Linked DNA regions of Homo sapiens: region 1 is linked to region 2. Evidence: read pairs that join two places in POLR2A ChIA-PET (ENCODE). Cell type or tissue: HepG2. All regions are shown on one strand. Each heading gives the region's core, and the rest is flanking DNA. Links, peaks and the distances in the headings are about the cores only. Region 1 overlaps LOC105372657 (a long non-coding RNA gene). Region 2 has its middle 56 kb from the start of PTPN1.

Region 1 (14,973 bases), core at 2,913-10,912, 86 kb after region 2:
CCTGGCAACCACCTCACAAGCAGGGGCGCCACTATTAGCCCCATTTAACAGATGAGGAAACTGAGGCTTAAATGACCCACTCAGGGGCAGCCAGCAAGGACGAGGCAGAGCCAGAGTCAGGTTTGGACCTGGGTCTGAGGGCTCTTTCTACAGTGCCAGCTCATCTGCCTTATGTGGCAGAGACCTTTGATGGACCAGAGGTAGGGAAAAGTCACCCCAAACTTAGCTCTGGGTCTCTGCTGGCCTCAAAAGAGGGGGCTAAGGGGGCACTTGGTGCCATAGAACAGTCAGAGAAATAAGAACAAATTTATGATGATGACAACGACAAACTTTTTTGTTGCTTTTTAAAATAATTGGGGGCCGGGCACGGTGGCTCACGCCTGTAATCCCAGCAATTTGGGAGGCAGAAGCCAGAGGATCACTTGAGCCCAGGAGTTTGAGACCACCCTGGGCAACATAGTGAGACCCCATCTCTACAAAAAGTAGAAAAATTAGCTGGGCATGGTGATGTACGTCTGTGTTTCCAGCTACTCAGGAGGCTGAGGTGGGACGATCGCCTGAACCTGGGAAGGTCAAGGCTGCAGTGAGCTGTAATTGTGCCACTCCACTCCAGCCTGGGCGACACAGTGAGACTTTGTCTCAAAAAATAAAATTAAATAAAAATAAAAATTTTTAAAAGTGGGATATGATGAACATGCAATCAATGCACAGGTCTTACGGGTTTAGTCTGATGAATTCCAATGAATCAAACACCCAAAACAACATTCAAAACATTTCTAAAACGAAGTTCCCTATATCCCTTTCCAAACTCCCCATCCCTGGCCCAGCCGAGGGAGCCACTGATCTGCTTGCTGTCACCAAAGTTTAGTTGTGTTTCATCTAGAGTTTCAAAAACCAGGAGCGTTCTTTTTGGTCTCAACACAATGCCTGCAAGATGTATTGCATTGTTGCAAATATCACGCACTTGTTCCTTTTTGTGACTGAGTAGCGTTCCACTGCAGGAGGACATCTGGGTTTCCAGCTGTCATGAACATTTGTGCACACTGAGCACCCACTTGAGGCCTGTCACAGTTACAATCCAGTGTCCTCTGCAGGCACTGTGCATGTTGATCCTCACCACTGGTAGATATGGTTCCCACTTTGGGGTCAAAGGAAGTGTGAGTGCAGGGAAGTTGGGTGAGAAACCCAAAAACACATAGCTCACAGCAGCCAAGGCAAGATGTGAACCTTGAGCAAGGGACAGATGTGGACCCAAAGACATGGCAGGTGGCCCCAGGCCCTGGGGGCACACGTTTGGTGGAAAGTGAGCTGGAGCGCCTATTGAGTTTCTGGTCCTGTTCTAAGCACTTTGCATGGACCAACTCATTCAGTCCTCCCAATAACCTGTATTATCCCATTTCACAGCAGCAGAAACTGAGGCACAAATAAACATGAGTCACATCTCCAGGATCACACACCTAGTGAGGATAGAGCCAAATTGGACCCAGGTGGTCTGGCATCACAGTGCTTCCCTTAACCACATGGCTGTGCTGCCTCACTGGCCCCCCTTCTAATTTGCCCCCTAGTGGGGCAGGCTCAGGTCCTGTCTGCCTGGAGGCATTTCCACTCACGGTTGTCTCCCTTCCCAACTGGGAGCCCCTCAAGTCTGATCAGTTCAAGATCCAAGGGCCTGGTGCTGGGAGAGCAGGGAGGAGGCAGCAGGGTAGAAAGCCAAGAACAAGACTCTAGATTCAGCCTTGGATCCTGGCTGCGCTGTTTTCAGGCTATGTGACCTTGGACCAGTCACTTAACCTCTCTGAACCTCCACTCCCTGTAAAATTAAAGCTGATGGCAATAATAACGACCTCATGAGGATTGAGTGAGCTGGGTGTGGAAGTAACGGAGCTGACATTTACCTGCACTTTGCTACCTGCCCATGAACTCTCAGTCCTCAACCCAGGCTCACAGCAACCTTGCAAAGCAGATGCTGTTTAATCTCCACCTTACAGACAAAGAAACTGAGTCTCTAAATACTATCTCCAAGCTAAAAGCCTCTAACCATACATTTCCTGCCTTGAACTCAGTCTTGAATATCCAGCTACGACTCAATATGCCTAACAGGCATCTCGGACATCCCAGGTAAGAAACCAAACGCCTCCTCCAGCAGGATCCTACCTCTCCTGCATCGTCTTTGCCTCTGAAAGTGGCACCTCTCTCCTTCCAGGGGCTCAGGCCAAACACCTGAGTGTCCTCATTGACTCTTCTCTTTCTCTAGCCTCTGCCCCACCACCTCCCATCCACAGCCTGCATCCAGGATCCTACCACCCTCCAAGGTCCGCAGCCCCGCCCTGGCATGAGTGTGTGTGCTTGGATTGTTGCCATGGCTTCCGAACTACCTCCCCCATTCCATCATTGTCTTGCTACCCAAAGGAAGTCGGATCACATCTCTCCTCTGCTCAACACCCTCCTCTGGCTCCCATGTCACCCACAGTCAAAGACAAGGTCCTGGCAGTGTCCCTAAATCCCGTGTGGTAGTACACCCCCACTCTGCCTTTCTGGCATCTTCCTTCCAGCCACACTGGCCTCCTCCCTGCTCCTGGAACACATCAGTCACACGGCAGCCTCAGGACCTTTGTACTTGCTGTTCTCTCTTCCTGAGACTCTGTGCCCTGAGAGAACCACAAGCCTCCCTCTCTCACCTCCTCCAGGTCTTCCCCCCATTTTATTTTTTCTTTGTCTTTTTTCTTTCTTTTTTTGAGACACCAGGCTGGAGTGCAGTAGCATGATCTTGGCTTACTGCAATCTCCGCCTCCTGGGTTCAAGCAATTCTCCTGCCTCAGCCTCCCGAGTAGCTGGGATTACAGGCATTCACCACCACGCCCAGCTAATTTTTGTATTTTTAGTAGAGACAGGGTTTCGCCATGTTGGCTAGGATGGTCTCAAACTCCTGACCTCAGGTGATCTGACTTCCTTGGCCTCCCAAAGTGCTGGGACTACAGGTGTGAGCCACCACACCCAGCCCTTTCCTCCATTTTCAAAGTATCTCAGGGCGTCCTAGACCACCTGCTTACATGAACAAGACCTCTGCACCAGCACTCCTCGCCCCTTCTCTCTGTGACATCATCACCAATTGACACTCGGAATTTTAAAATTTATTAACATTATCATTATTGTTAGTTTTGAACGTCTCTACCTAATGGGTTCCACAGGGCAGGATTGTTTCGGGGTGTTCGTTGTGGCATCCTCAGCACCCCCTGCCCGGTTCAGAGTGCTTGCATAATAAACGTTTGCCAAATGCATAAATGGGGATCAGGAAGGGGTGACTCCCCCCAGATCACCAGGTTAGAACATGAGAGCTGGGCTTGGAACCCAGGGCTGTGCACTCAAGCTTCCAGTGACAGGTTCCATGCCACAGAGATGGCAGCTGTTGCTGTCACGATTTTTAGGGTGATATTCCCATCGTTCCCCACCCACAGGGGAGAGCTAGGGGGCAAAAGAGAGAGGTTGGGCTGGCTATGGCCTCCAGCCAGTAAGAGGTGACTCACCCATCCCGTGATGACAGGTGGCATTCCTCCCCTTCCCTGGGAGGGTGAGGGGGGTACTTTGGCCTGAGATAAAGGGAGCATCCTCCTTCTGGGAAGAGGACAAACAGGTGGGAGAGACAGCCAGGTCACTGCCTGGAGGCTAGCATGTCTAGGCTAGAGGGTCACCAATTATGATAGGGGCAGCCCGGGTTGGGCTGGTTGGACTGACCCCTGAGCCTCCCTGGAGTGAGAGACTCAGGCGCTAGTCCTCTTACCAGGAAAATGGAGCTTTTCCTAAGAAAACAGCATTCCAACCTCTCCTTCAGCAGGTCACAGGGAAACCCCTCGATGTCCCTCCATCTTCCCCTTGGCATTTTTGCCTGGGTTGAGAGGGACCTGAGCCAATCAACAAACACTTTTTGAAAGAAACAGCAAGAGTCCCACAGACTCTAGCCAGACAGGCTTTATTTGATGTATTGATTTATTTTAGAAAAGTCTTAACTATGTAAATGACACTTGAATACAGTTCTGTTGCAGAAGACTCAACCGTCCTCCTCCCCAGTGAGTTTGCTGCCTCTGAAATTGCACTTGGCTGCAAGTAAAAAATAACAAACACCAGGGTTTCACCCAATGGGAGTTCACTTCTCTTGTGTAAAAAGAAGTCTAGAGGTGAGCAAGTCTGGGCTTGTAGGCTTGTTCAGGGACATCACCAATGACCAGCTTCCTGGTCTCCCATGTTGGTATGTGACTTTCAAACTCCTGGCTCAAGAGGGTTGCTTCTCAGCAAGGCAAGAGGGCAGGGAAGGGACAAAGTGTGTGCGCTCTGGGTCTCATGGCTACTACATTGCACCCGCGTGGTTTCAGGGGAGGCTGGGGAGGTCTTATTTCACTTGGGCACATTGCCGCCCCATTCAAAAGTGGGGAGAAGGGGTGATGAATGATGGCAAGCGCTAGCGGCCTGGGCCCTGGATTTCTTTTGTGCCACCTGATTCGAAACAGATTGCAAATGTGGTTTTGCAGCCCGCTTTTTTTGTTCCGCCTAACTATGTGTGTAGAGATTTGCCTTATCATTTTGATCTGCTACATAGTATTCCATGGCATGAATGCACCATGGTTTATTTACCTAATTCCACGTTCATTGATTTCATTGATATTTAGTTTTCCAGCCTAAACTTCACTATTATAAACAATACCACAGTGAGCATCCGCACACAGCTCTCTGAGCGCATGTGTATTTCTGCACAACTGGGATTGCTAGACAAATGATGCAAAGTGCTACCACACCACCGCCAGGGCTTTGCCAGTTTGCACTCCCTCCATCCACAAAGGAGAGGATGAGAGGGCCTACTTCCCCCACACTCACCAGCCTAGCTGTCTTTTTTTTTTTTTTGAGACGGAGTCTTGCTCTGTCGCCCAGGCTGGAGTGCAATGGCGCGATCTCGGCTCACTGCAAGCTCCGCCTCCCAGGTTCACGCCATCCTCCTGCCTCAGCCTCCTGAGTAGCTGGGACTACAGGCGCCCGCCACCACGCCCGGCTAATTTTTGTATTTTTAGTAGAGACGGGGTTTCACCATGTTAGCCAGGATGGTCTCAATCTCCTGACCTCATGATCCGCCTGCCTCGGCCTCCCAAAGTGCTGGGATTACAGGTGTGAGCCACCGCGCCTGGCCCCATCTGTCATTTAAAAAAATTTTTTCCCATTGTGATTATTTTTGTTGTAATTTTTTTTTTAGCTATAGCTCACTGCAGCCTCAAACTCCTGGGCTCAAGCGATCCTCCTGCCTCAGCCTCCTGAGAAGCTGGGACTACAGACTCACGCCACCACACCTAGCTAATTTTTAAATTTTTGTAGAGATGGGGTCTCACTATGTTGCCCAGGCTGCTCCCAAACTCCTGGCTTCAAGTGATTCTCCTAACTCAGCATCCCAAAGAGCTGGGATTACAGACATGAGGCAACCCCCCAGCTTTTTGTTATAATTTGAATTTCCCTTATTAGTATTAAGGTGGAGCCCCTTGTCATTTACATATAGGCTCTTTGTATTTTCTGATCTGTTCTTTGCCTTTTTAAATTATGTGGCCATTGTTTTGTACTTAGTTGGTTCCTTTCTTTTCCAATTATGTTAGTTCTTTTCTATTTTTTCTATTTTACAAAAAATGCATTGATTATGCCTTAATAAATGGAGTACATAATTTGTGTTCAGTAAACTACATTCCTTCAAAGCAGAGTTTCTCAACCTAGCACTACTGACATTTTGGGTCAGATAATTCTTTGCTGTGGCGGCTGTCCTGGGCACTGTAGGATGTTGAGCGGCATCTCTGGCCTCTACCCACGAGATGCCAGTAGCATTGCTTACCCCCATGATGACCAAATGTCTCTGCACTTTGCTGAATGTCTCCTGGGGGTAAAACCATGCTTGGTTGAGAACCTCTGATTTCAACTGTACAGTTTGATGAGCTTTGATCGATGTGTACAACCAAGAATCCACCCCCTCCTCCAAGATCTTTGCATTTCGTTATAAATATCCCCCCCCGTCTGAGACTTGGCCCTTCCTATTGGCGTAACCTCGGTCGAGTCACTTCATTTCTCTGAGTCTCAGTTTCCTCCACTGTGAAATGGAGATAATGATTCCAACCAGGCAATGATGTCGTGGGCCTCAGAGTGAACAACGCATGCGCTGGCATGTCATACGAGTGCAGTGAGTGCTAATTCTCTTGTCTTTCCTCACTGTGTGTGTATGTAGGTAGTCCATAGATATTACCTGAACACCTACTAGGTGCCAGGCCCTGGGCTAGGCTCTGGATACAGTGGAAAACAAGACAGAAAATGTCCATGTCTCTACTGGGGGAGACAGCGAGCAAAGAAGCCAACAAATGAATGAACAAGAGCAGGATTCCCCTACGACCCCACACAGACCCATGCTGGGAAGCAACAAGATGCACAATGTGGTGGAGAGGCACCGGGGTGGGCGGTGGTCTTTGGAGACAGTGAGGAGGTGCCGTCTAAGCTGAGAGCAGGAGAAGCTAGAGCAGCACGGAAGGGAGGTCTGGCCAGAGGGAATAGCAAGTACGGCAGCTGTTGAGGCTGGAACTTGGACCTTGAGAGCTACCATAAGGCCTTTCCCACGGCAGCCGACAGGGGAGGGGAACCCCAGCTCAGGCCTCTCGGGAGAGCAGGGAAGGGCAGGTGCTCAGGGCTGGGCCCAAGGCCAGATAATGTTGGGGAGTGGCCAAGAGTGCAGCAGGGCCAGGGCCAGGTGGGCTGAGGGCCTGGGACCTGCCTTACCTGTAGGCCCTTGTGGCGCCTCCTGTTCTGACTGTGGACTCTGCTCTGTTTCTGCAGCTTCCCCACCGGGTGGGGCCTTGCAGCCCCCAACTGGGTGCTTTTGGGGACACTGCCAGGCCAGACAAGTGTTGCTGCCCCCCAGGCACCGGGACCAAGCCCAGGGTTCTTATGTGTAATCAGCACCCAGAAAATGTGTGTGGAACTCAACTGGTGCCTGCCTCAGTTTCTCCACCTTGTATTTCCGGCCTCTGCAATTCACTCTGATTTGCCATATGTCACAACCAGCACTCTGTGAGTTGCAGGGGATGCTGCAATGACCACCATATATGGTCCCTGTCCTTAGGGAGCTCACAGTCTGGCTGGGCAGAGATAAGTCCATGACTGGCACTGTGGGGGTGAGTGTGGCAGGACCATCAGTGTCCACCAACATCCATCAGCTTTTTTCTCATACTGAGAGAATTTTGGAGCATTAGTGGGAAACATGCTAACATAATCGGCAGATAGTGATTCTATTTCCCGGCCTCCTTTGCAGTTAGGCATGGTCATATGACTGAGCTCCAGCCAATGGGATTGAGTAGAAGTGATAGCACTGCTTCTGAGTCATGCCCTTAAGAGGAATGACCCTTTCTCTCTCCCCACTGCCTGGAACGTAGATGTGACGGAGAAGCTATAGCAGCTGTTTTGGACTTGACTGGAAGCTATGGACTGAGGATGACAACAGCTAGATAGAAGGAACCCAGATTTCCAGAATGAGCTTACAGAACTAAACCTTCCCCAAAAGAGGCAAATTTTAAAGCCTTGGCAATGAGAATGAAGATTTTTTGAGACAAAGTTTCCGGGAGAAACATAGCATATAGGCAAATCCAGGGATAGGAGAGAACATGCAGACTTTGAGACACCTAAAGGAGTAGAGGGTGGCTGGACCGTAAAGGACAATGGGGCAGGTGAGATGGGGCTGGAGAGGTGGCAGAATCCACTTTGAGGAGCCTGAAAGAGCCAGGTTAAGCCCTTTAGACTTTGTCCTGTGGGTAAAGGGGAGCCATGGAAGGCTTATGGCAGGAGAGGGAGTGATTAGATTTGCTTCTTAGAGTGATCTCCCTGGCCACAGGGCAGGGGATGAATTTATTCATTTATGGGATTCAGGAATAAAATTGAGGCCCTACTATGTGTCAGGCACTGAAGGTTATCAGTGAACAAAACAGACCCAATTCCCACCCTCATGGAGCTGCAACCTGGTGGGGTGAGACATGAGTGAAATAATCACACAGGTAAATAAGAAGTATGATCAGGGCAATGGAGAGATGTATGTCAGGATGTGAGGTTTGTAATGAGGGATTCAACTTGGGGGGATCAGAAGAGCTTTCCTGAGCAAGGTGACAGGGAAACAGGAGCGGGAAGAGTTCCGTTCAGAGGGAACAGCATAGGCTGTTGATGCCCACACAGCAGCAGGGAGAGCGGGGGCTTGGTTGGTGTCCAGGTGGAAGATGATGGCAGAGCTGGAGAGACGTGGGCACAGATGGGGAAGGAAAGCAGGGACTCCTGAGGACCAGCCAGCTTCTGGCTTGAGCAAGGTGGGTACCAACAGAGGAGGCCAGTGGGGAGGAAATATGATGAGTTCAAATATAGTGTGTTGGATTTGAGGTTCCCATAAGCCAATCAAGTGGAGATGCTGAGTGGGGCTTTGCATACAGGGGTCTGGCACCCAGAGGGACTCCCTGGCCAATCGCGGTTGTGATCCTCCCACCTGGAGCACTGTGTGGACTCCCAGTCTTGAGCTTGCCAAATGCCAGCCTTTGGGGGCACCTCATGAGCACCAGGAGTTGTGCTTATGGTAGACACAGCACGGGTTGCCCACCCATGACTCCTTCGCTGACGGGATTCAGTTTTGTTGGTTGTGCATCTACTCAGGAGCTCAGGGACGGTGGCTATTCCTCGCCCCGGCTTCAGAGTGAGTTATAGGTCCAAGCCAACTGCAGTCATTCTCATTCCTCCATCAGTGACTGGTTTGGAATTATAGATGTAACGCCATCTTGGCCAATAAGAAGTCTGCAGATCTGCAGGGGGGAAATTTGGGAACAATTTTCTCCATCATGAAAGGAGACACAGGGGAAAAAATGCCCTCCTCCTCTTTGCTTGATTTTATCATGTCCCAGTGTGATGCCTGGAGCCACAGCAGCTGTCTTGAAACCATGAGGAGACATGTCCATAAATTGCTGAGAATGGCATAGCAGGAAGAAGAAAAGAATGTGAATCACTGGTTACATCTTTATGCCTCCAAATGAAACAACCCTGTTAAATAAAATTATAAGTCCTCTAGCTTTTTTTTCCCTCCTTTAGTCAAGTGTTCTGCTCCTTGCGGCTGAAAACATTCTGACTGAGAAAGTGTTCTTATGCACTATCTCACTTAATCCTCTCGTAAACCTCTGAGGTTGATATTACTATTATAGCCATTTTACAATAAAGAAACGGAGGCTTTTGGCAGTAAACGACTTTTCCAAGGTCACAAGGACAGTGAGTTACAGAGCTGGGATTGGAGTCAAGGCTCAAGGGTTGATCTGAGAGTGCAACTGAGCTATACCACAATTTCCTTTTAAAAGTCTTTCCCCTAACACGTTTTTAGTAGGGAACCATAACCCTGTTCTTATTTTTCTCTGGAAAACTGTGATTATGGTTGGTGGGAAATTTAGAGTGGGCTGCGTTTCTTTGTACACAGTTAATGGCTTTGATTATATGTTTCTGGCTTCTTTATTCTGAGAAAGGCTGCCATTGGCTGTGCAATATAATCAAATCATTTCTTATGTAAACAGCCATCTGGCACAGAGCCAGGGCAGTTCCATCAGCAGGAAGGTGAAAATGAAACTGTGTTGCCAGCCCCGGAAAGCAATCTGCTATTCAGCAGGAAAAGATCAAGGGTTAATGACATGGAGTTGGGCAAAGGCTGTTGCTGTGGCTCTGAGCATTATCAGGAGGCGGGGAACAAAGAATGGTTGTTAAATGGGTTTGTTACAAAAGTTATTTCCTAATGTAATTCATGCAATGCTTGCCAAACACCAGGCATATCCTTAGAAAGCAGAAGGGAACAAAAGGAAGGAAGGAAGGAAGGAAGGAAGGGAGGGAGGGAGGGGAAGGAGGGAGGGAGGGAGACTTTTATAGTCAATTATAAGACTCTTAGAAAGAATTACTATCCTTAATATACAAAGAGTTCTTGCAAAACAATAAGAAGAGGTAAACACCGTATTAAAAACCCACTATTCTGGCAGGCGAGGCAGCTCATGCCTATAATCCCAGCACTTTGGGAGGCCGAGGTGGAAGGATTGCTTGAGCCCAGGAGTTTAAGACCAGCCTGGGTAACACAGAAAGATCTCATCTCTACAAAAAATAAGGAAAATTAGACAGGTGTGGTGGCATATGCCTGTAGTCCCAGCTACTTGGGAGGCTGATGTAGGAGCTGAGATGGTGCCACTGCACTCCAGCCTGGGAGACAAAGGGAGACACTGCCTCAGAAAAAAAGAAAAAAAAGTATGAAGACAAGTTCCACCCCACCAGTTATCAATGATAAGCTACAATGATATGTCATTTTCTGCCTATCAGATTAGAAAAGACAAAAAAGATTGGCAACTCTCAGTGTTGCAGAGTATGGGATAATGGGGATTCTCATACTGTCCCGAACGGACTCTACAAGGGTCTCTGGGAGCAGAATGGCAACAAGCACCATGCTGTTCACTGGGCAGAAATTTTAAAGCAACCTGGAAATTTAACTTGGGGGCATTTATTCTAATAGGCCAAGTAGTCTCTACGGGGAAGGTCGTTCATTGCAGCATTGTTTATAATAGTGAAAAATTGGGGGAAAAAATTCTGAAATGCCAAACTACAGAAGATTCATTAAGCAAACAATAGTCCTCATATAATGAAATGCTGTATTAAAAATTTATGAAATTGCATTAAATAAATATAAAACATTGTGTTAAGCTGTATTAAAAATACTCATTAAAATGGCAATATAGAGGGCCGGGTGTGGTGGCTCACACTTGTAATCCCAGCACTTTGGAAGGCCAAGGCGGGTGGATCACAAGGGCAGGAGTTTGAGACCAGCCTGACGAACATGGCAAAACCCCATCTCTACTAAAAATTCAAAAATTAGCCGGGCGTGGTGACGGGCGCCTGTAATCCCAGCTACTCGGGAGGCTGAGGCAGGAGAATGGCTTGAACCTGGGAGGCGGAGGCTGCAGTGAGCCGAGATCATGCCACTACACTCCAGCCTGGGTACCAGAGCGAGACTCTGTCTCAAAAAACAAACAAACAAAAACAGCAATACAGAGAGACAGCCATGACATTGTAGAGAAAAGCATTTTCATGTGCATAATCTCATTTGTATTAAGTTGTGTGTGCAATGGGCATATATTAAAAAGAGTATTCTAAATGATGTTTGCCAAAATGTCGGCAGTGTTTATTTCTGGACAGTAGGATTTGGGGTAATTTTTACATTCCTTTAAATCAGGGTTTCTCAACCTTGACACTATTGACATTTTGGGTCAGATAATTTTCATTGCGGGGGACTGTCCTGGGCGCTGTGGGATGTCTAGTGGCATCCCTGGCCTCTCCCCACTAGATGCCAGGAGCTAACCCCTACCCCCTATCCTAACAACCAAAAATGTATCCAGATATTGCCACATGTCTCCTGGGGGACAAAACCACCCTTGGTTGAGAACTACTATTTTAAATGCTTTTCTGCATTATTTAAATATTTTAACAACAAGCATGTATTGTTATCATAATCGGAAAAACAAACACATTTTTAAAAAAATTCAGTAAAGTCATCTGTGGCTCTGTGAACTGACTTTGGATTTGGTCAGCAAAATTCAGTCAGAGAGTACAGAAATCTGTTATCTTCTTATGTTTGACAGAAGGTTCTGGTGAAATATCTGGACGTTTAGCAAAGTTTTCCCTGGGTTGGTTTTTGCTCAAAAAACAGCTTCTTTTTTTGCTATGGGTTTGAATATAATTAAACTCCTCGAGTGGATGCTTTGACGGTCTTGCCCACTTTCTCTTCTCTTGGTAACTACTCGTATTTTGAGGGGATTGCCACACTTCTCTCGTGTGGTCCCCCTTTTTGGGGAGCTGATCGCCTTCCTGACACCAAATCTAAGCTAATTTTCCAAATCTCACCTTCGGCTGCAGCCGCTGGTTCGAGGGCGGACATGTAACTAGGTTAGTTTGAGTCTAGAGAAGAATCAATGTCAGGGGCCTCTGGAGTGCATTCCAAGTAGCCACTCGAAGAGATCTTCATCTGGACAGAACGAGACCTGGAACAGTCATGCTTGTTTCAACGCCGTGAAGAAAACCAGCCAGAGGAAACAAACAAACAAACAAACAAACAAAAACAACACACGGAAGCAGAACTGGGTAAATCGCAGAGGAAAAGAGTTGAAGCTCTGATCAAACCAACCCTGAAGCTCACCCTTCTACTAGGCTTTTCATTAATACAAGCCAGTAAGTGCCTTTTATGCTTTAAATCAGTGTGAGCTGAGTTTCTATTCCTTGCAGCCCAAAGCTAACTTGTACAACCTCCTTCGATAAGAGGAACCTCTCCCAGAGTCCTGCATTCGTGTCATTTTAGCAAATATGTATTGGACACTTACTGGACACCAGGCCCACTGTCTGATCCCAGGGGGACGAAGATGATGAAGACACAATCCTGGCCTTTGAGGAACGTGCTGCCTGGTTGGGGAAGATGAGGGTATGGGATATGTGCCATGATGGCAGGGACACAGAGATACAGTCGGCTTGGGGTTGCAGAGAAGAAATCCTTGACTGAGCCCATCTGAAGGGAGAGTAGGGGAGGGAGAAGGGCGTCTGCCAGCCTGGATGCTTGAGAGATTGCTCTAGGGCAGGGCAGGTACCATGTGCAGAAAGGAAAGAGCTGCGAGATGGGGAGCATGACCCCAGAGGCCTCCGGGGTACCCCACATAAAGGGGGCTCAGGCAGGGCTGGGTCCCCCGAGAGAACCCCTGCAGCTTCAGAGCATGAGCCCCCCTCCACCTGCCCCTGCTTGGTGCAGTCCAGCTGCTGGCAGAGAAGGTGGGGGTTGGGGAGGGACCCCTTGTCAAAGCCCAGCTTTTTCATTCCAAGGATGGAAAAACCAAGATATCAGCAAAGATGGCACTTTATCACCAATATTCTTTCAACAGCATTCATTCCACACAAGCTCCTACGGCAGAGGGCAAAAGTCAACCCAGGCTTAGGGATTGGTGGGAGACAGATAATCACCTATAACCCTGAAAAATATAAAGCTTTGATCATGCTCTAGGGGTTTCTAACAGACGTTCCAGGGAAGTCAGGGAAGGCTTCTTGGAGGAAGAAGCACTTAAGCCAAGAGCTAAAGGGAAAGGAGTTCCCTTGGCAAAACCGGGAGGGAAGGGGTTTCAGATGGAGGGAACAGCCCGCGCAAAGGCCCTGTGGCAGAAAGGAACACATATGAGCAAGGGCTTTGCATTCACATCCTGCTTTTCATGGGTCCTGACCACAAGCCTGTAAGGTAGGTCTTCTTATCACCGTTTTAGAAATGAAGACATTGAGACTTAGAGAAGCAGTGACCTCCCCAGAGACACACAGCCAGGAAGCAGCAGAAATGGGAATTGAACCTGCATTCTTCATCATACCCTGGTATGTCCCTGGTGGGGGTCAACCAGCAGCTTTCTGACTGCTGGGATACTTCTCTTTGAGAACACAACAGTTCTTTTTTTTTTTTATTATTGTACTTTAAGTTTTAGGGTACATGTGCACAACGTGCAGGTTAGTTACATATGTATACATGTGCCATGTTGGTGTGCTGCACCCAGTAACTCATCATTTAACATTAGGTATACCTCCAAATGCTATCCCTCCCCACTCCCCCCACCTCACAACAGGCCTGATGTGTGATGTTCCCCTTCCTGTGTCCATGTGTTCTCACTGTTCAATTCCCACCTATGAGTGAGAACATGCGGTGTTTGGTTTTTTGTCCTTGCGATAGTTTGCTGAGAATGATGGTTTCCAGCTTCATCCATGTCCCTAGAAATACCGTTTGACCCAGCAATCCCATTACTGGGTATATACCCAAAGGATTATAAATCATGCTGCTATAAAGACACATGCACACGTATGTTTATTGCGGCACTATTCACAATAGCGAAGACTTGGAACCAACCCAAATGTCCAACAATGATAGACTGGATTAAGAAAATGTGGCACATATACACCATGGAATACTATGCAGCCATAAAAAATGATGAGTTCGTGTCCATTGTAGAGAACACAACAGTTCTAAAAGTGTGGTCCGAAGATCCCTAGGGGTCCCCAAGACCCATTAAGGGGTTCGTAGGATTATTTGCCCTGTTTACTCTCATTCTCACATGAGTGTAAAGAGTTTGAAAAGTTCATTGATAGATGTTTAGATTCCACATTGCATCTGAATTTAAGACATTACCACTGATTAGTTTTTGTGTAGCATTAAAGACTATTCATGGCTGGGTGTAGTGGCTCATGCGTGTAATCCCAGCACTCTGGGAGGCCGAGGCAGGCAAATCACCTGAGGTCGGGAGTTAGAGACCAGCCTGGCCAACATGGTGAAACTCCATTTCTACTAAAAATACCAAAATTAGCCGGGCATGGCAGCAGATGTCTGTAATCCCAGCTACTCGGGAGGCTGAGGCAGGAGAATCACTTGAACCCAGGAGCCGGAGGCTGCAGTGAGCCTAGATTACGCCACTGCACTCCAGCCTGGGCGACAGAGTGAGACTCCGTCTCAATATACATGTATTTCACAATGTGACAATATCCTCCCTTTTTCCAACGATGTGCCTTTGGAAGCCAGGTTTTCTCAGGTACTTCATCCTAAACAAAGTCTCACAGCAGATCCACTGCAGAAGCAAGTGTGAGGACCCGCTGTCCCCCAGAGGCCAGCTGTTACAGAGAGATGCAGAAATATCCACAATCCAACAAATGCCACTTTTCTCATTAAATTTGTCCATTTTAAAATGCATAGGTATTTATTATAAAAAATGTTATGTTCATGTAATGGATTTATTATTACATTTGAGTGAATAAATAAATATGTTATACATTTCTTAGTTTTCATTTCTAACGTGAGTATCGACTGATAGAATCCACACAAGCAAGAAGAGCTCCTTGGGGTTCTCAGCAGTTTTT
Region 2 (14,973 bases), core at 2,477-10,476:
GATATATCAGGCCGGGTGCAGTGGCTCACACCTGTAATCCAAGTACTTTAGGAGGCCAAGGTTGGAGGATCACTTGAGTCCAGGAGTTTGAAACCAGTCTGGGCAACATGGTAAAACCCTGTCTCTACTAAATATGATGGCAGGTGCCTGTAGTCCCAACTACTTGGAAGGTTGAGGTGGGAGGATTGCTTGAGCTTAGGAGGTGGAGGCTGCAGTGAGTCGTGTTCACTCCAGGCTGGTTAACAACCAAGATTCTCTCTCTCTCTCTGCGCGCGCGCGCGCACACACACACACACACACACACACACACACACACACACACACACACAGATAGAGTGTTTGTATACAATGTTTCTGAGGCCTGTGGTCATTTGATAATATATTGTGCATCCTTTCCCATATCTGTATTTCTTTGCAGCAAAATTATTTGTTGATAGTCAGTGAAAAAAATCACTCTGAGTACACTGGAAATTCATCAAACACAAGTGGCTATGAATTGCTATGAACACAGCAATAACAAGTATCCGAGAGGAGGCTTGTGAAGCATCTCGTATGTTTCATCTGTTTATGCACTTAATTTAATCCTAAGCATCTCGTATGTTTCATCTGTTTATGCACTTAATTTAATCCTAAGCATCTCGTATGTTTCATCTGTTTATGCACTTAATTTAATCCTCCCAACGAAACTGTGACATAAATAACATCATCCCCATTCCAGATGAGGAAACTGAGGCCCAGGAGAGTCATGGGATGTGTCCAAGGCCTCCCAGATGGTCAGTGGAAGATCTGAGATTCAAACCTATGTCAATTTGTCTTTGAAACATTGGCTACCGCCTTCCATGACCTTAAATTCCCACATTCCCAACTAGTCTGGATTAAACACCCGGAAGGTACGTCCTCATCCTCCCCTCCCACCACCCTGGGCTGGGAAGAGTCATGTAGTTTAGGGCTGGGCCACCAGGAGGCGCTAGGGACAGACACATTTCTTGCCTGTTGTATGGGGCTGGGAGCAGGCTGGGGCCAGGCACCCTGGGACGGGGCACTACTTGGGGCCTGATGATCCTGAGGGCTGAGGTGGCTCAGGCCAGAGGGAATGGCTCCTGCCACGTCTAGAGGGAATCACCTCTGGCAGCCTTCAGGGACTCCTAGATATCTGGCCATAGCTCAGCCCCTCTGGGGACTTGGACTCCTGTAGATCCGGGTTCCTCAGCCTCAGCACGTAGTACACGGGGCGGAGTACACGGGGCAGCAGAATCTTTTGCTGATCTGTCCTGAGCCTTGCAGGCTGTTCACAGTCTCCCTGGCCTCTACCCATAAGATGTTGGTAGCCCCTCCCCACCCAAGTTGTGACAACCCCAGATGTCTCTAGACATTGCCAAATGTCCCCTGGGGGGCACAGTTGACCTTGGTTGAGAACCGCTGCTGTGGACGCTCAGGGTAGGCAGATCACACACATGACGGGAGCCAGCCCTGTGTAAGATAATAGCAGCTCACACCTAGAGAGCCCCACGGAGAGAAAATCATTGACACTCTATGAGGTGGGGACTGACACCACCTCTGCTTTACACATGAGGAAACTGAGGCCAGAAACGTTCAGTGACTTGCACGAGGCCACACAGCCGGTATGTAGCACAGCCGGGGGTTGAACCCAGGCCATCAGGCTCTAGCATCTGTGCCCCTAACCACTCAGGCAAGATGCATTGCTGGTCCATCGAATCCACAGGAGTGTTCTCCATGGCCACAAAGAAATACTTCTCTCCCAATTTCCTCTTTACCTAAGTTCATTTTCCACTTTTGACCAAGAGCCACCTGTAAGAGATTTTTCATTTTCCTTGTAATGGTACTGAGAAAAACACCAGCCCAAACTGCCATGATAAATGGCAGTGGACACAACCCCAATAGCAGGACTGCATTGTGGAGCAGTGGGGACCGTGAGCACTCAGAGGCTCAGCCCCGTCAGTCCTGGTATATTATTTCCTGGTATGGGTGCCGGCCCAATTTTGCAGGAGAAATCAGAAATCTAGATTTTTAATGTGAAATTTCCTAATTTTAAAATAATGACAATTCAAAAAATTAAAAACCCTGTGAAGATCAAACAAAATATGTCTGCAGCCCAATTTACCCTGATAACTGCCAGTTTGCAATCTTTCCAAAGGGCACATTCAATGTCCAGGAACAAACCCTGAAAGGTGAAACCCTCTTAGTGCCCTCTGCCTTTCATCATTATTTATTTAGTTAGTTCTTTTTGTATTCAGTCACCCATTTATTTTATGCATGCATTCCACCCACCCAGTCATCCACTAATTCATTAATTTGCCCATCTGTTCATTCATCCCTCCATCCATCATCCATCCTTCACCCACCCAACCATCCATCCATTCATCCATCCACCCATCTATCTGTTCATCCATCTCTCCAGCCATCATCTATCTCTCATCCATCCATCCATCCATCCTTCCTTCCATCCATCCATCCATCCTTCCATCCATCTGTTCATCCTTCCATCCATCCACCGACCCATCCATTCATCCACCCATCCATCCATTCATCCATCCCTCCATCCATCATCCATCTCTCACCCATCCATCCATCCTTCCATCCACCCACCCATCCATCCATTCATCCATCCCTCCACTCATTATCCATCTCTCACCCATCCATCCATCCATCCATCCTTCCATCCATCCATCCACCCATTTATCATCCACTCACCCATTCATCCATCCATCCATCCATCCATCCATCCTTCCTTCCATCCATCCATCCACCCATTTATCATCCACCCACCCATTCATCCATCCATTCTTCCAGCCTTCCATTTGTTAACATCTACTTTAGTGGAAATGGAAAAAAAGATGACAAATCACAGACATCACAGACAAGGATAAAACCAAATGGTGTTAAAATCTGCGTGTGTGTGTGTGTGTGTGTGTATCTCACTGTCACCCAGACTGGAGTGCAGTGGCACCATCATGACTCACAGCAGCTTCAACCTCCAGGGCTCAAGAGATCCTCCTGCTTTAGCCTCTTGAGTAGCTGGGAGTATAGGTGCATGCCACCATGCCCAGCTAATTTTTTAATTTTTGTAGAGATGAGCTATCACTATGTTGCCCAAGTTGGTCTTGAACTCCTGGACTCAAGCAATCCTCACGACTTGGCCTCCCAAAACTTTGGGATTATAGGCCTGAGCCACCACATCCAGCCCAAATGGTATTAAGTTCAGACTCTGTCATTGATCAACTGGGCAACCTTGGGCAAATTATTACACCTTTTGAGCCTCAGTTTCCCCGTCTGTGAAATGGGGCTAACAGTAGTACCTTACTGCTTGCAGGCAGGTCTTCAGGGTTAGGCAGGTGAGGCGAGGTAACATACGCGAGTAGGGGGCAGGTGGTGAGGCCCTTTTTTTTTTTTTTTTGAGGCAGAGTCTCGCTCTGTCGCCCAGGCTGGAGTGCAGTGCCACGATCTCGGCTCACTGCAAGCTCCGCCTCCTGGGTTCACGCCATTCTCCCTCAGCCTCCTGAGTAGCTGGGACTACAGGCGCCCGCCATCATGCCCGGCTAATTTTTTTGTATTTTTAGTAGAGACGGGGTTTCACCGTGTTAGCCAGGATGGTCTCATTCTCCTGACCTCATGATCCGTCTGTCTCGGCCTCCCAAAGTGCTGGGATTACAGGCGTGAGCCACCGCGCCCGGACAAGGCCCTTTCTTTACAGACGCTGCCGTGCGACACGTGTTACGCTGCAGGGAAACACAGGGCCGTGGCATTAGGCAGGGTTGCTAGCTCCATCTTGGGGTCTGGGGAGTGGGGGCATGTCTTGCCATGCCCAGAGTTGGGAGAGGAGTTGCTTTGTTATTAGTTGCCACAACTTCCCCTGGTCAAGCTGACACCCTACCCCCGCCCGGCACACGATGGTTTTCCTGCTCTTGCTTAACTTCTAAAGGGCAGCTCTTTCTCTGTCCACCCCGCCACACCCCACCTACCCCACCCCCTGCCCCAGTTTGTGGGAAAACTCTATGGAACAGAAAGGGCTTGCGGGTTCCTTCTCTAGATTCTTTGTTATTTTTTTTCCCATTTAAATTGAAACCATGCTTATTAAAGAAGAGTAGAAAAAAACACATCAAACAAGAAAGAAGAAAAATTATTTTTTTGTCCCATCCTTCTAACAAAACCACACTAAACGGTCTGTTTCTTTCTTTTCCCCAAGCCAGGGTATTGGACTGTGTGTGTGTGTGTGTGTGTGTGTGTGTGTGTGTGTGTGTGTGTGTTACATAGTTGTAAATCACTCTTTACTGTTGTGTTTTAAAAAAATTTTTCCGTTGCAGATGATCCTCGACTAACAATGGTTCATTTTAGGACTTTTCGTGTTTATTATGGTACGAAAGAGATAGGCATTTGATAGAAATCATACTTGGAATTTTGAACTTTAATCTTTTATCAGTTTAGCAATACAGAGTACAATAATTTTACATGAAATACTCAACACTTTATTATAAAATAGGCTTTGTGTTAGATGATTTTGCCCAACGTAGGTGAGTGTAAACGTTTCGAGCACCTTTAAGGGAGGCGAGGCGAAGCTATGATGATGTTCCGTAGGTTGGGTGCACTAAATGCACTTTTGACTTAATGATATTTTCAACTTGCAGTGGGTTTATCAGGCTGCAGCCCCATCCCAAGTCGAGGAGCATCTGAATTAACTAAGCCTTCCCCCCCATTGCTCATTTTCATGAGCATATTTGAAGGGCTGCACTGATTTAGCATGCAAATGTGAAGTGAGCACCTGCTGTGTTCTGTGGGAGAGAGAACAAGTGTAATGGCACAGCCAACATTTACTGAGTGCAAAGTTGGTGCCAGATGTCTTTCTAAGTACTTGTATTAAACTGCTTCTTCCTCACAACCACCCTGTGAGGTAGATGCCATCACTATGCCCTTTTTCCAGATGGCAAAACTGAGGCCCAAGGTTGCACAGCTAAGAGGCGGAGCTAGCATTTGAATCCAGCAGGGTCATCCACAGGGCTGGGTTCTGGCCATGCTGGGCTACCTTGGGCCACCCGCAAACAAGTAACCCCAGAGTGACTGAAGCAGGGATGAGGAATGTACAGGAGCATGTGATAGCCCCAAGACCATCCAGGGACATCAAGGAAGGCTTCCTGGACGAGAAGGTGACATCTCAGCTGAGAGCTGAGAGCTGAGTGGGAGGTGGGAGGTGAGGGCGCTGCCAGCAGAGGGAGCAGCCATGCAGGGACCCCAGGTAGACATGGGCACCAAGTGTTGCCAAGCTGGCACCACTGACCCTGCTGGTAGAGGTGGGCAGGGAAGATCACGCAGAGGCCATGGTCCCAGGAGCCCTGAGAAACCATGGCAGGCCCCAAAGCATTTTAAGCTGGGACGAGGCATGACTGGGGAGGCCTTCCCCCTCCAGGGTGAGCAGTGCCCCTGCTCTGCCCCCACAGCCTGGCCATTCTCCATTGTAGTCCCCTGCACCCTGGCCAGTTTTTGCCTATTTATCCTCTCTCTTCCCTCCTCAACTGAAGAAAGTTCTAGAGGGTGGGAATCCAAACTGATTTGTTCACTTCTGTGGCCTAGATCAGAGCGGGGCAGTTACAATCCCCGGCCTGAGACGACTGGACATCACTCGGTGACGCTGTGTGGAGATGGTGCCAGTTCTGTCTGCCACGGCCTTGGAGGCAGGGCCCCTCCTGTGACCCTCGGCTCCTTGGGGCTCCACGGGATGTGTCTTCAGGTTTGCCAGGACTTTGCTCCAACTTGCCCGTGGCGTCCTGTTTGGTTTAGGAGAGGCCCCGGCAAATACTGAGCCCATGTTGCGCCTCTTGGCACTGTTCTCAAAGGCCCAGAGAAGTGGGTCTGTGTGGGGCCAGCTTCCCACTTCCTTCCGGTTCCCAAACCCATCTGGAGCCCAACGCAATTCAGCTTCCTCCTCCAGCCACACCGCCTGCTCCCACAGCTGGAGACAGGAGAGACTTGGGGCTGTGGCCCCTCCCTTACTGGGGCTGAGGGCCCCGGGGTCACTGTTTACCCCTGGCCCCCACAGCCAAGCCTGCTATCTTATCAGCTCAAACACTTCAGAGTTCAGGCCAAGAAGCCAAAGTCAATTTTGAAAAAGTCTTTAAAAGGCCAAAACACAAACACCAGCAAGGGCGGGATGGGCCGAGGGGTGAAGATGAGGTTGGGGAGGGGTAAACTCTCGGGTTGCTTTACCAGATTCAAAAGGAATCAGTGATTTTCCTGGGCCCAAAGGTGCATCCAAGGACCATCACTGCAGCACTGCCTGCAGAAGCAAAAGACCAGAGCTGCCTGAGGTGTCCGTCAGTATTCTATGGTTTTTAAAAAGAATGACTGTAGTCGCAGCTAGTAGGGAGGCTGAAGTGGGAGGATTTCTTGAACCCGGGACTTAGAGGCTGCAGTGATCTAAGATCATGCCACTGCACTCCAGCCTGGGTAACAGAGCAAAACCCTGTCTCAAAAAAAAAAAAAAAAATGGCCAGACACGGTGGCTCACACCTGTAATCCCAGCATTTTGGGAGGCAGAGGTGGACAGATCACCTGAGGTCAGGAGTTTGAGACCAGCCTGGCCAACATGGTGAAACCCTGCCTCTACTAAAAGTACAAAAATTAGCTGGGCGTGGTGGTGCACGCCTGTAATGCCAGCTACTCAAGAGGCTGAGGTAGGAGAATCACTTGAACCTGGGAGGCAGAGGTTGCAATGAGCCGAGATCAGGCCACTGCACTCCACCCTGGGTGACAAGAGCAAATCTTCGTCTTAAAAGAAGAGAGAGAGAGAGAAGGAGAGAGAGAGACCAGTTACTCTCTGAGCTCTTGATGCGTACACCTTTCTGTGCAACTAAAACATACACATACAATGTGTGGTATGGAAACAGCTCCAAGATCAATTATAAAGAAGAAAAAAGAAAAAGCAAAGATATAAAGCAGTGTATTGAACTAGATCCTTTCTGTGTAAACGGGAAAGATGAAGATATAGCCCACATGCCTGTTTCTGCACAGAACAGTTCTGGAAGCGCTTACTAGGTACCTGGAAACACTAATCGGCTCTAGAGCAGTAGTCAGAGGGAGACAGACTTCTCTTTGTACACTCTGTACCTTTTGACCATCTTAAAACCATGTTGGCCAGGCGTGGGGGCTCACACCTGTAATCCCAACACTTTGGGAGGCCAAGGTGGGCAGATTACCTGAGGTCAGGAGTTTGAGACCAGCCTAACCAACATGGTGAAACCCCATCTCTACTAAAAATACAAACATTAGCAGGGCTCGGTGGTGTATGCCTATAATCCCAGCTACTAAGGAAGCTGAGGTAGGAGAATCTCTTGAACCTGGGAGACAGAGATTGCAGTGAGCCGAGATCATGCCACTGCACTCCAGCCTAGGTAACAGAGTAAGACTCCGTCTCAAAAAAAAAAAAAAAGAAAATCTCTATATATAGAAATAAACTACTAAGAATATTAGTGACTTTGTTCCAGCCAAATGGCCAATAACAAAAGGTGCAAATAGCAAAAGGTGGAGGTGGGGGGCGGGTGGTTGCAAGCGGTATAGTGACTTTCAGTGTAGATGAAATTATGGAAGACGCAGCTCACGAAGCATCTTGGGCCTATCTAGATTCTTCTCAGTAGAGTTAACCACATTCAAACAGAGCTTTCAAAGTTTCCTCATTCTTATAAACCTGGCTGTTTAAAACGTACTTTCGAAACTTCCCGAGAATTCCATAAAGTAGAATCAGATCGCTGTATAGATTGATTGGTTAATTGAACAAATACACATTGTTTTATGTGATGGAGGTGTAGCAATGAACAAGACAATCATGATTCCTCATGTCCTAGAGTCCATGGGTCTAGAGGGAGTGCCAAGCAGATAACAAGTAAAGAGCAACAACAATGCAAGAAACAAATATGACCATTTCAGAACCTAAGAGGCACTGGGAAGAAACTGAGGCCAGGGAATGGAACTGATGATGGCTGGTGTGGATAGTGGTCAGTGAGGGGCTCTCCTCTCTGAGAAGGTAACCTTTGAACTGAGACATGAAGGAGGAAAAGGAACCAACCACAAGAAAATCAGGGAAAGGGTAATTCCAGGCAGCAGGAATAGCTAGGGCAAAAGCCCTGAGGCCACATTGAGCTTTGCTGTGATAGGAACAAGAATGGTGGCCAGTGTGGTGTGGGCTTAGAGAGACAGCCAGAGAAGAACGGAAGAGCCAGATGGAGAGGCGAGCAGTGGCTGCTTCTGTGATCTTGTGGGCTTGGTACAGAGTCCAGATGAGGAAACTGAGGCTCAGAGAGGTTAAGTAACTTGCCCAAGGTCACACATTTAATGATGGCTGAACCAGGATTCAGACTTGGGTTCCCAACTTCATACCCAGTCCTCTCAACACTCACCTCTGCCCATATGTGGCAAAAGCATTAAACATGTATTTCCAGACAGGACAGCCTGCGCTCTAAGAACACTGTGTGTGTGTGTGTGTGTGTGTGTGTGTGTGTGTGTGTGTGTGTGCGCGCGCGCGCGCGCACGCATGCATCTGCGTGTGTTTGTATGTGTGTTTTAATTGCAAGGAAAAGTACACACATTATACATAAAGAGCTCAGTGAATTCTCGCCAAGTGGACACATTCGTGGAATGAGCACCCAGATGTACACAGGACATTCCAGAAGCCCCCTTGATGTCTCTCCTGGTAAATCCTCCCCACCACCACCCCCAAGGTTAATGGCTGTCCTGAATTCTAACCCCATAGATGACTTTTGCTGGTTTTGAACTTTCTATAAAGGGAAGCACACAGTGTGTGCTCTTCCCATCTGGCTTCTTTTGCTCAGCATCCTGACTGCACAGCTTGTAGAGTTCCAGTCGACTTTGACTGCCACTCAGCAAGAGCGCAGGTGGACTCCCAGAGCGCTTCCTTCCCATGAAGGCCAGGAGAAAGCCACTTGCCCAAAAGCAGTTCAAAGTACGTTGTTACGTGAAAAAGTCAGGTACAAAACCATCTGCATAGCTCAATCCCATTTTTGGAAGGGATAAAAAAGGTCTCTTTTTATGCAGAATCAAAAATGATCCTGAAAAATATGTTAAATTTCCTCTCAACCGTGGTGCATTATAAACACTTAGCAAATCCAAATAGCCCCTGGATGGAGAGGGGTCATCTTGTGTTTGGGGCCATGTTGAACAAAAAATAGGACCTGCCAGCTACACTCACTTGCCATATGAAAATTGTCATTCTCAGCCGGGCTTGGTGGCTCACGCCTGTAAATCCCAGCACTTTGGGAGGCTGAGGCGGGCAGGTAACTTGAGGCCAGGAGTTTGAGATCTGCCTGGCCAACATGGTGAAACCCCATCTCTACTAAAAATACAAAAATTAGCCAGGCGTGATGGTGCTCACTTGTAATCCCAGCTACTCTGGAGGCTGAGGCAGGAGAATCACTCAAACTCGGGAGGCAGAGGTTTCAGTAAACCAAGATTGCACCACTGCACTGCAGCCTGGCCAACAGAGCAAGACTCTCTCAAAAAAAAAAAAAAAGAAAAAGAAAAGAAACGAAAAAATAAAGATTGTCACTCTCCCCATCACCCTTTTTGGCCCACTGATGCCCAGTGAAATTGCGTGAGTTAAATGCCTGGTAGATACAATTCTACAAGATTCAAGTGTTATGTGGAGGTTTTTCCTGCGTAGTGGGGATGGCAGGTGGATTTTTTGTGTTTCTTATCTATTTATTCTAACCTTTCTTCCTTCCTTCCTTCCTTCCTTCCTTCCTTCCTTCCTTCCTTCCTTTCCTTCCTTCCTTCCTTCCTTCCTTCCTTCCTTCCTTCCTTCTTTCTTTTTCTTTCTTTCTTTCTTTCTTTCTCTTTCTTTCTTTGAGAGATAGGCTCTCACTCTGTCGGCCAGACTGGAGTGTAATGCCGCAATCTTGGCTCACTGCAACCTCCGCCTCCCAGACTCAAGCCATCCTCTCACCTCAGCCTCCCAAGTAGCTAGGACTACAGGCACATGCCACCGTGCCCGGCTAATTTTTGTATTTGTTTTGTAGAGATGGGGTTTCACCACGATGCTCAGGCTGGTTTCAAACTCTGGGATTCAAATGATCTGCCCACCTTGGCCTCCCAAGGTGCTGGGATTACAGCTGAGGGTCACCACGCCCAGCCTTACTCTAACTAGCAAAAAATAAGAACAAGAATTCATATATACTAAATAAGAACTGCAGCAGCAGCAGCAGCAATAAACTGGCAAAACAAAAAGAAAGCATTTCTGTCTCCGTTTATGTGCTTCCAGAAGGTCAGCTAGAGAAAGGGCACGTCACCCCGATGCACTGAGTCGATTGCACAAGAAAGGGAGTGCCGACTCCTCCACATCCAGGGGATCATCCAGCCTATATGTGGTTTAAGGGGCAGCCTCAAAGCCAGAAGGACTCGGGTTCAAACCCGAGCATTGCCCCTTACCAGCTGTGGCTCGGTTACTCCTCCTGCATAACAAACCCACCCCAGAACACAGCGGTGTAAAGCAGCCATTCTACTCGCCTGGAATGATATCTCTCAGATCCTGTGGTCAGGAATGCAGACAGGGCACAGCAGGACAGCTTGTCTCTGCTCCACAGTGTCTGGGGCCTCGGCTGGGACAGCCTGAAGGCTGAGGGCGACTTGGTGGCTGGGGTGCTGGCCTCGGTCGGAGAGTCTTCACTTGCGTGTCTGGCAGCTGCTACCGCAGCTGGGCCATCAGAAAGACACCTGTGTGTGACTTCTTCGTGTGGTCTCTTCACTTGGGCTGGTTTGGGTTTCCTCACAACATGGTGGGAAGGGGGAGTGACTGCTAATGGGTGTGAGGTTCCTTTCGGGGGCAATGCAAGTGTTCTAAAATTAGGTAGTGGTGATGATTGCACAACTCTGTGAATACACCAAAACCCACTGGATTGTGTACTTTAAAAGGGTGAGTTTTATGGTATGTGAATTATATCTCAATAAAGCTGGGGGGGTTTTTTTTTACAAAAAAAAAGAAGCAGAAACAGATCATGAGGATGAGAGATGATGCTGTAAGCATCTTAAGACAACACGATGCGCAGCTGGGTGCACTCCCTGTAATTCCAGCATTTTGGGAGGCCGAGGCAGGAAGATGGCTTGAGCCCAGGAGGCTGCAGTGAGCTATGATCTTGCCACTGGACTCCAGCCTGGGCAACAGAGCAAGAAAAAAAAAAAAAAAAAAACAGAAAACACAATTTGCCACACTGTGTGAGGCACTATCTTTCTATGCCTCAGTTTCTTCTTCTGTAAAATGGGACTATTTAATAATCAAATGAACTCATAGGGTCTTTCAGGGTGAAGAAAGGTAATTCTGAGCCTAGTAGCTGGCACATAGTGAGTGCTCAGGAAATGTTATTATTTCAAACAATAAAATGCCATAAGGCAGCAGTGTGTAGAGTTAATTAAAACAACAGGTTTTAGAGCCAACCCACAAATTTGAATCTAGCTTTCTCAGTGGTTAGTTACTTAACCACTCTAGATCTGTTTCATTATCTGTAAAATGGAGTTAACATAGTACCTGCCTCATACACTGTGACAATCAAATGAGTTAATAGCACGAAGGGCTTGGAACGGTGCCTATGTGCAATACAGCACAGTACACAGTAGGTACTACATAGTTGCTGACTGTTATTGCTTCTGGCATTTCCCTGGCTTCCTGGCGCTGCTTAGGTGGTGTGGATCCATTGGAAGCGTTTGTGTAATAGTAATAACAACAATGATGCTAACAGCTGGCCCTTATCCACTGTCACAGGATGAGGAGGGGATGCTGGGCACCCCCTCATACCAGCCACCAGGGAATTCCACACAGGAGCTGGGCTGGCTGCAGAGGGCTGAGTGGTAGACCCCAGGGGAAGGTGAGGCATTCAGCCGGAGGGGACTGGATTCCCAGAGGAGCAGAGGAGCAGAGGATCCTGGGGCCACTGAGGGGCTCACAGGGCTGCGGGGAAGGGAGCTATAGGCTGGAGCAGAGAGCAGGAAAGATGGGCAGAGGCCAGACAGCCAAGAAGCTTGCAGCCTGGACTGTGCCCTGAGATTCTTGGATGCTCTTTCGTTTTCTTACTGAAAATACTGGAAAAAACAGCCTTGTCCCATCTTAGGACAAACGTGTTTCTCTCTTCCTTCTTGGCCTCTGCGGGGGTGACTCTCTTCCAGCTATCCTCTCATTCCCTCCTAAGGTTCATAGCAACACCTAACACGGACAGCTTCGAAGATCCCTGAATGGTGCTAAAGGCTTTTTGCCGTAGGCTTCCCAGATTCTCACAACAGCCCTACAGAGGTTATGTAGAGAGACCCATTTTATAGAAGAGGATACTGGGGATGGAGGGAGGAGCCATTTGCACAGGTCATACACTAATGAGTGGCAGAAACAAAATCAATCTCTGACGCCTTCTCTCATTCTTTCTACAAGTCCCACTGATGGACTACTCTGCTCCAGGCATAGTTAGACTCGGGGATACAGCAGTGAACGAGAGAAATCATTGCTGGCCAGGCGCGGTGGCTCATGCCTGTAATCTCAGCACTTTGGGAGGGTTAGGTGGGCAGATCGCTTGAGGCCAGGAGTTCGAGACCAGCCGGGCCAACATGGTGAAACCCCATGTCTACTAAAAAAAAAAAAAATTGCCAGGTGTGGTGGCTTACACCTGTAATCCCAGTTACTCAGGAGGCTAAAGCACTTGAACCCAGGAGGTGGAGGTTGCAGTGAGCCAAGATTGTGCCACTTCACTCCAGCCTGGGCAACAGAGTGAGACTCTGTTTAAAAAAAAAAAAGAGACATCACTGGTTCCCTCCTCAAGCTGATGCCCTACGGCAGGAGATAGACAACTCAACAACAAGAAAAAACGTCTCCTGTATATTGAGGCCAGGAAGTTCACTGTAGTGACCAACCCAGCAGAGCAAGGGAGGAGAATGTCAGGAATGTGGGCTGTTTCAGCAGCTTTAGCCCTGAGAAGGGAGGGAGGAAGCCTTGGGAATATCTGGGGGCGGCGTGTGCAGGGCAGAGGGAACAGCAAGTGCAAAGGCCCTGAGGTTGGATCATGCAAGCACAATGTGGCTGGAGGAGAGTGAGTGAGGGGAGTTTCTCCTAAGTGCCAAAAGGAGTTGGGAAACAGGCCAGGCATGTTGGCTCAGGCCTGTAATCCCAGCACTTTGGGAGGCCAAGGCCAGAGGATCACCTGAGGTCAGGAGTTTGAGATCAGCCTGGCCAATATGGTGAAACCCCGCCTCTATTAAAAATACAAAAATTAGCCAGGTATGGTGGTGCACACCTGTAGTCCCAGCTTCTTGGGAGGCTGAGGCAGAAAAATCGCTTGAACTTGGGAAGGGGAGTTTGCAGTGAGCCAAGATTGCACCATTGCACTCCAGCCTGGGCATCACAGTAAGACTCCGTCTCAAAAAAGAAAAAAAAGAAGAAGAAGGCCAGGCACGGTGGCTCATGCCTGTAATCCCAGCACTTTGGGAGGTCAAGGCGGGAGGATCACTTGAGGTCAGGGGTTCGAGACCAGCCTGACCAACATGGAGAAACTCCATCTCTACTAAAACTACAAAAATTAGCCAGGCATGGTGGCGCATGCCTGTAATCCCAGCTACTCAGGAGGCTGAGGCAGGAGAATCACTTGAACCTGGGAGAGGGAGGTTTTGGTGAGCCGAGATCGTGCCATTGCACTCCAGCCTGGGCAACAAGATCGAAACTCTGTCTCAAAAAAAAAAAAAAAAAAAAAGAGCCGGGAAACACAGTATGTCCAGACTCCAACCTCTTGTCACCACCTCCATAGCCACCGCCCTGTCCTGCCACTGCCACCCTGCACCCGGACCACTGCAGTGGGTCCTTGCTGGCCTCTTAGCTTCCACCTTTCTCCTCCATCCCACCCCACCCGCTTCGCACACACAGTCCAGTCTCCACATGTAGCTAGAGGGAGTCTATCACCCATACAACCACATTGCCTCTGCTCAGAATCCTCCACGGCTCCCACCTCACTTAGAGTAAAAGCCAAAGATCCTATGAGGCCCTGCAAGATTGATACCTCATCCCCTCTCTGACCTCATTTCCACCCCCTTCCCCTCACTCACTCTTCTCCAGCTGCACTGGCCTTCTTGCTGCTTCACAGACACACAAGGAGCAGTCCTGCCCCAGGACCTTTGCACTTGCTGTTCTTGCTGGCTGGACTGTTCTTTCCACAGATATCCTGAAGGCTTGCTGTCCTTACCAGCTTCAGATCTTTGCTCAAATGTACCTTCCTCCTAAGGCCTTCCTTGACCACACCCAGCATGCCTTCTCCACCTTTGCAGCACTATTTTCACTGTCAGCAGAACTTACCACCCTCTGGAATTTATGCTTTTCCTTCTTTTTCTTCATTGCCTCACCAGCCAGAATATAAGTTGCATGAAGGAGGAATTTGTGTCAGTTTTGTTTGCAGCTTTCTGGCACATAGTAAGTGCTCAATAAATCTTGGTTGAGTGAATGAAGTACAAATGAAAAAAAGAATTGAGTGAAGTGGTCCTGATGGAGGGCGACAGGGAGTGGTGGGGACTGTGGCAAACGGGGAGCCCTTGCCCCATCTGGAAGGAGCAACTACCGTTTGACGGCAGCCTGAAGTTTCCACGTGGGAATGTGGGCTCAGGGCGGCCAGAGAGCCAAGAGTTTCAAGGGAAGCCAGAAACTCCTGCATTTACATGAAATGTCTTGATTTTGAAACCACTGCTGACCAAAAATCCACATCTTCCATGTTCTTAGGTGGGAGACTGCTGTTTGAGGCCTCCAACCTGGGTCAAAATGCTTGCAGTGGGTTTCATGGAATCCCAAGATATCTGGGAAAGCTGACTGGGGTTACAAGAGAGGAGTCTCGTAAGTGGAGTCAGCCTTTGAGTGTTTCTGTGAAATAAGTGTCATTTTCATTGTGAGGTTCTGGAAATGATTTTATTTCCGGGTGAGCTTCCTGCTCTTGTTTCAACTTT

Evidence for each region. Peaks named below come from ENCODE experiments on the same cell type or tissue, not always from the same donor. Only the 100,000 strongest peaks of a DNase experiment are listed, where the experiment ranks them.
Region 1: POLR2A ChIA-PET joins it to region 2 with 13 read pairs; 5 of 35 experiments call an interaction of 5 or more read pairs at or near these places.

The regions. Positions count from the first base shown.
Region 1 is chr20:50,361,461-50,376,433 of GRCh38, reverse strand. LOC105372657 (a long non-coding RNA gene) reads right to left here. Exons shown (of 3, transcript XR_936837.3): 2 at 11,953-12,089; 3 at 7,568-8,999. Among named protein-coding and RNA genes, the nearest start is that of LINC01271, 48 kb to the right of the region's middle. RefSeq lists an enhancer at 2,397-2,897 and a silencer at 4,055-4,255. In HepG2, for the core only: a CTCF peak has its summit at 6,624; DNase peaks (open chromatin) are centred at 3,563, 6,633, 7,383, 9,693 and 2 weaker places; H3K4me3 peaks cover 1,663 bases.
Region 2 is chr20:50,446,923-50,461,895 of GRCh38, reverse strand. No RefSeq gene overlaps it. Among named protein-coding and RNA genes, the nearest start is that of PTPN1, 56 kb to the left of the region's middle. RefSeq lists a silencer at 874-993 and enhancers at 1,205-1,705, 3,655-4,183, 12,407-13,372. In HepG2, for the core only: a CTCF peak has its summit at 5,209 (motif pointing right); a DNase peak (open chromatin) is centred at 6,035; H3K4me3 peaks cover 1,255 bases.